2 separate regions of the Homo sapiens genome follow, and region 2 is linked to region 1. A link is a loop called in an ENCODE intact Hi-C map of the cell type or tissue named here. Cell type or tissue: Calu3. All regions are shown on one strand. Each heading gives the region's core, and the rest is flanking DNA. Links, peaks and the distances in the headings are about the cores only.

Evidence for each region. Hi-C counts contacts between places; a loop is a spot of excess contacts. Peaks named below come from ENCODE experiments on the same cell type or tissue, not always from the same donor. Only the 100,000 strongest peaks of a DNase experiment are listed, where the experiment ranks them.
Region 2: it touches region 1 in a loop (10-fold over the local background); 59 of 110 quality-filtered maps call a loop at or near these places.

What each region holds. Positions count from the first base shown.
Region 1 is chr11:94,621,531-94,624,453 of GRCh38, reverse strand. The region is part of intron 4 of PIWIL4-AS1 (PIWIL4 antisense RNA 1); the gene reads left to right. Among named protein-coding and RNA genes, the nearest start is that of LINC02700, 15 kb to the left of the region's middle. In Calu3, for the core only: a CTCF peak has its summit at 1,127 (motif pointing left); a DNase peak (open chromatin) is centred at 1,143.
Region 2 is chr11:94,761,081-94,764,003 of GRCh38, reverse strand. It overlaps a transcript of AMOTL1 not described here. Among named protein-coding and RNA genes, the nearest start is that of AMOTL1, 5.8 kb to the left of the region's middle. In Calu3, for the core only: a CTCF peak has its summit at 1,620 (motif pointing right); a DNase peak (open chromatin) is centred at 1,613.

The sequences.
Region 1 (2,923 bases), core at 169-2,668:
GATCTATTACCTCTCCTGTGCTCAGTAATGGGCTAGAATCAGTCTGGGGAGGGTATGGTCTCATCACCCCTGTGGTGGATCCTGAAGCTGTAGCATTTAGAGGCTGTCAGCCAACTATGCTCCTTGCAGAAGGTTCTTTTAAAGGATAATCTGATGGGCCACTCCATGGTGGCCACAGAAATGTATTTAAAGTATACTTTCTTCCAGAGTCTCTCCCTCAGTTCTCAAAATAAAAGAAAAACTACAAAATCCTTTCTATAAAATAGGAACTGGTAGATTGTTTATTTCTAGAGACAATATTAAGCTTTCCCTTAAGTAGAATTGTAGAATTCAGAATCTAGTACAGTGCCTGGCACATAATAGAAACCCATAACTATTTGTTAACTAAATTGTGCCATTTGATTCATTTCCTCTCCTCAGGTCTAATAAGATGATACCCTTTATTAAGGCCAGATACTTCAGATTTGACATTTCTAATCCTTACAATAACTCTACAATGCAGACATTGTTAGACATTTTTACAAGTAGATACACTGAGGCTCAGAGAGGTTAAGTAACTTGCCCAATGTCACACGACTATAAGTGGTGGTTCTAGGATTCAAATCCAGTGCTGCTCTGAAGCCTGGCACAGGCTCCCTTTCCTCTTTGTCCTTGGTAGCCTAAGGAAAACTAATTAATGCATGTGAGAGGTGGCAATCACATAACGTGAAGCTGAAATAGGTCTCATATATTATCTAAACCAGTATTCCTCAGCCCTGGCTGAACATCAGAACCATTTCGAGAACTTTTAAAATATTCGGATGATCAGGCCCCATCTCAGACCATTTAAATCACTATTTTGAGAGGTAGACCCAGGCATCTCTATTTTTTTGTTCTAAAGCTTTTAAACATGGGAACTTCTAATCTTCTCAAGATTAGGCACCACTGGTCTTGTCCAAGCCCTCTCATATTACAGATTGGGTAACTGAGTCCCAGAAAGTGAAGTTATCACATCTGACAACCAAACGTGCTGGAACCAGAGCTCATATGAAGATTTCTTAGTCCCATGTTGCCCTCTAGGAGTTTACCTGAAATTGTTTGTTGAAGCCTATGACACTGCCATGATGAAGGACTCTATTCACACAGCAGTCCTTGTGTGCCCTCTGGTGGGTTAAAGGGGTAAGAAGTCATTTCCTGGGGCAGTACTTAAAAGGGTGGGTGGGCGCTCTGCAGAAGGTTGTATTGCCTAATCAAAATGTTTCGTGTGGATTTATACAAGCTGGCTGGTTAGGTAGTGGGGATTTATATCACCGTTCTACTTTGAAGGAAGAAAACAACAAGATAAACAAAAACAAAACCCACCACCTTGAATTGGATCAGTGCCTTGTCTCCAAAGACTTGCTATATAATGCCATCTTTTTTTTTTTTTTTTTTTTTTCTGAGACAGAGTTTTGCTCTGTCGTCCCAGGCTAGAGTGCAGTGGTGCAATCTCGGCTCACTGCAAGCTCTGCCTCCCGGGTTCACGCCATTCTCCTGCCTCAGCCTCCCGAGTAGCTGGGACTACAGGTGCCCGCCATATAATGCCATCTTTAAATCCCATAAGGCACTACCTCACATTAGTGCTCTGGGAGAAATTTTTTAAATCTTAGAGTATCTTTTATCAAGGGTGTAGACTCTTTTGGTTCATCTTACAGGTTTTGCAAACAAACCTGAGGACAAATTCTAGCTCCACAATTTATTAATCTCATAAACTTCAGTGAGTCACGTGGTATCTTTAATCCCCAGCTTTACCATCTGAAATGGTCATTATAACCTAATTTATACAGTTCTTGTGGAGATTAAATGTGTATATGTAGGCATGGCACTGGCCCTGAAACTTATTAAGTCCCCTCCACCCTCATGCTTCACAAAATGGTTATCCTATTATTGGTAGACCCCTGTTGGGTGCATTTCTACTATGTCTGGACAAAACTCTCAAATAGGAAAAGAATATTTTCAGTGCAAAGTGATGTAACCTGTGCATTGGCATCCCTCCTGTGGCCTGCTTCCCTTGTCCCCAGAGAGCACTTGCCACTCTCCTGCCACCCTTTGTTGCAGACTTCCACAGACCTTCCCGTGGTAAGCAGAATTTGAACTCTGATCTATCCCTCATCAAAATATCTTTTGCATGTAGCTGTATTCTCATTCCTGGGGCATTCCAACATGAAAAGGTTGAGAAGATGAGGAAAAGCCACAAAAGGAGACAGCATGAGTGATCAATATGCAGTAGGAGAGAAATCAGGAGAGTGTTATTCTACAGGCCAAATAAAGAATGTCTCAGAGGGAGGAAATGATTGACTGGGTCAAGCAAGACAAGGACCAAGAGGTGACCATTGGATTTAGCAAAGTGGAGGTTATTGGTGGTGTTGACTAAGGCAAGTTTGCTGTAGTGGTTGTGGTGAAATTGTGATTGGAATACAGAATTGGATACATCAAGCACAGACTCTTCTTTTGCGATGTTTTTCCTGTAAAGAAGTGCCAGGCAATGGGGTGGAAGCTAGAGGAAATGGCTTTTTAAGATGAGAGAAATAACAGCATATTTATAATGCCAGTGAGAATGAGCCAGTAGTGAGAGAGAAAACTGATGATGCAGAAAGGAGAAGGGAGAACTGCTAGAGCAGCATCCTTCACAGGTCAGAGGGATTGAGATTTAGTACAGAGGTGGAGCGCCTTATAGGAACAGACATGCTGCACTCATAATAAAGGGAAGGGCAGGCAGAGTCTATGGGTACAGATGCCGTTAGGTGAAGGTAGAGATAACGAGAGGTTTGCAAAAGTTCTCTTCTGATAGCTTCCTTTTTATCAGTAAATAGGAAGCAAGGTCATCACTGGGAGAAGCTGCTATTAAGTGAAATAAAGTCCCATCAAGAGAGCAAGTGATCAGCTCAGTTTCCGAAATAGAACT
Region 2 (2,923 bases), core at 259-2,758, 140 kb before region 1:
TTCTTTTTATAAACATCAAATGGTCACATCAACCCCAGAGTTAATAAACCCCTATATAATCACCAGGTGAGAAGTTTTTTTCCAACCTTTTCTTTCAGTTCTCTGTTTTACAATGGCAATACAGCAGACCCTTGCACAACACAGGTTTGAACAGTGCAGGTCAACTTACACACAGATCTTCCTCCACCTCTGCCACCCTGAACCAGCAAGCCCAACCCACCCCCTTCTTCCTCCTCCTCAGCCTACTCAATGTGAAGATGACAAGGATGAAGACTTTTATGATGATCATCTCTGCCTTGTGATTTTCTTAATAACATTTTCTTTTCTATAGCTTATTATTTATTGTAAGAATACAGTATTAATACATATAACATATGAAATATGTGTTAATCAACTGTTTATATTATCGGTAAGGCTTCCAGTCAACAGTAGGCTATTAGCAGTTAAGTTTTTGGGGAGTCAGAAGTTATATTTGGATTTTCAACTGTGTGAGGGGGTCAGCGCCCGTGACTCCTGCATTGTTCAAGGGTCAACTCTAGTGTGTTTTTTCCTGCCTTTTTCTAAATATAAAATAATATTCTCAAATAAGCTTTTTCACACAGCACATGCCTCCTCTGAAGATTCTGACACATGCCCTGCCCTGCAAACTGTTGGCAGGAGCATAATTCAGGGAATACTGGCAGTGTCTAAAGCAGAGAGTACTGAGTGTACATTGTCGTAAGGAGAGGAAAGGGCAAGGGGATGAGCCTTTGTCAGGACCAGATGGTCTCAGAGTGAAAGAATGAAAAACAAAAAGGAGGACAATGTGGAGGGCAAGTGGGAAGATACACAAGGTACGACACTTGTGTAGTTCTGGAAATATCAGGTGCCTGTGGATGAAGAAACTGCTCCTGGAACAAATAAAATGTTATGCAACAGAAGAGATCATTTGAACACCCTGCTCCATTTGAAGCTTATCAAGGACTCTGTGTGGATTATGAAAAAAGTTTCCCAACAAATATTTATTAAGTACCTACTGAGGACCAGGCTCTGTGCTACCATGCTACATAGGTAGTTTGGCGGGATCGTTAAGTTATAGATCTGAGGCCTGTTTGTCGGGATGTTTTTCGTTTCACACCCATAGTGACACACCAGTCTCTTCTGGCTTGACTGCTTTCTCCTGTAAGCATATTACCTAATATGCACTAAACACATAATTTTATCTATATAAACACAAGAAACTGAGGATAGATATGCTGATGTCCAGAGAAAATGCACCTGTACCAAATGGGGTAAGGAAGAAGAGTAGAGACGTTGGCCCCAAACAAACTGGTGTCAGACCCGGACTGAGACAGACCAGCTGTAAATATAAAGATTCCGACATGGAGTAGATATTCGATACATGACAGTTATTCTAAACATTATTTGCTACTACTACTACGGAAACCTTGGGAGTACTGAAAACTCATAATACTTTTTTGGCTGATGTTATTGCAGGGTTTCTCAACCCTGGCCCTCTGACATTTGGGGCTGATGATTCTTTGTTGTGAGAGACTGCCCAGTGCATTGTAGGGATGGCCTCTACCCACTAGATGCCAGTGGCAACCACCCCCTCTACCTTCATTTATGAAAACAAAAACTGTCTCCAGACATTGCCAAATGTCCCCTAGGGGGCAAAATTGCCTCTGATTGAGAACCACTGAGTTAGTTGATTAATTGATGTTACCCACTTTAAAAGAAGCTCCCAAGCTTCTAATCATATTGATCATTCCATTGAGATACTGGGTGAATCTAATTGCATACTAATAGCAGCTTCAGTTCCATCCACCCTATAATATATCATTCTATTATGATTGCTTCCCTTTCCTCTTTTCATGAGCAAAAAAACTAATCATGTTTTCCTCTCTGATTTCCAGTGATGATATAGACACATTTTTGTTTCTAAAACTGGAATCATACTGAGTTTCTAAAACAACATAAAGCCACTATTAAAAATAAGGAGTTTCACAATAGCTGAAGTTCAGAATGTTCACCCTAAAGAACCCTTGTAATCCCCATTTTGAAAGTAATTATTGGATGTTTATACTGAAAACATATATTTTCAGTTCATAGAAAGAACAGTGAGAGAAATGACCCCTCCACAACCTGTTCAGCAATTTTAGTTCTTCTCTCTCCAGAATATGCACTACAGACCAACAGGTCTTACACCTTTTTAAAAGCCAAGGAAAGACAGAGAAGTGGGGAAATTCTCACCATTCCTAATGGCTCCAGACACTCTAGATGGTTCCATTCAGGAGAAAAATTTGTTTTACAGCATAAACTCAAAGTGAGGGAAGAAGTTAAAATTCATGTCTTAAATGTTCTATAAGTTATTGATCAAGAAATCAGAAAGCATTTATTGCATCTCAGCCATAGAGCCAGTATCATGCTAGGTACAAGTCTTCAGAAAAGTCCAAAGTATGGATTGGGAGAGAGAGAGGAATAATTAAAAATAACTAGAAAAAAATTAGAAATAACTAGAAAAAATAAAGTCCTGGGCCAGGCGCAGTCGCTCATGCCTGTAATCCCAGCACTTTGGGAGGCCAGGGGGTGCGGATCACTTGAGGTCATGAGTTGGAGACCAGCCTGGCCAACATGGTGAAACCCTGTCTCTACTAAAAATACAAAAATTAGCCAGGCATGGTGGCAGGTGCCTGTAATCCAAGCTACTCAGGAGACGGAGGCAGGAAAATCACTTAAACCTGGGAGGCGGAGGTTGCAGTGAGCCGAGATCACGCCACTGCACTCCAGCCTGGGTAACAGAGCAAGACTCTGTCTAAAAAAAAAAAAAAGAAAAGAAAAAAGAAAAAAATTAAGTCCTAAACAGAGGATTAACTGAAAGGACAATAAAGTTTGAAAGAAGGCAAAGTATGTGAGAACTATAATGGTTCATTCATTCATTCAG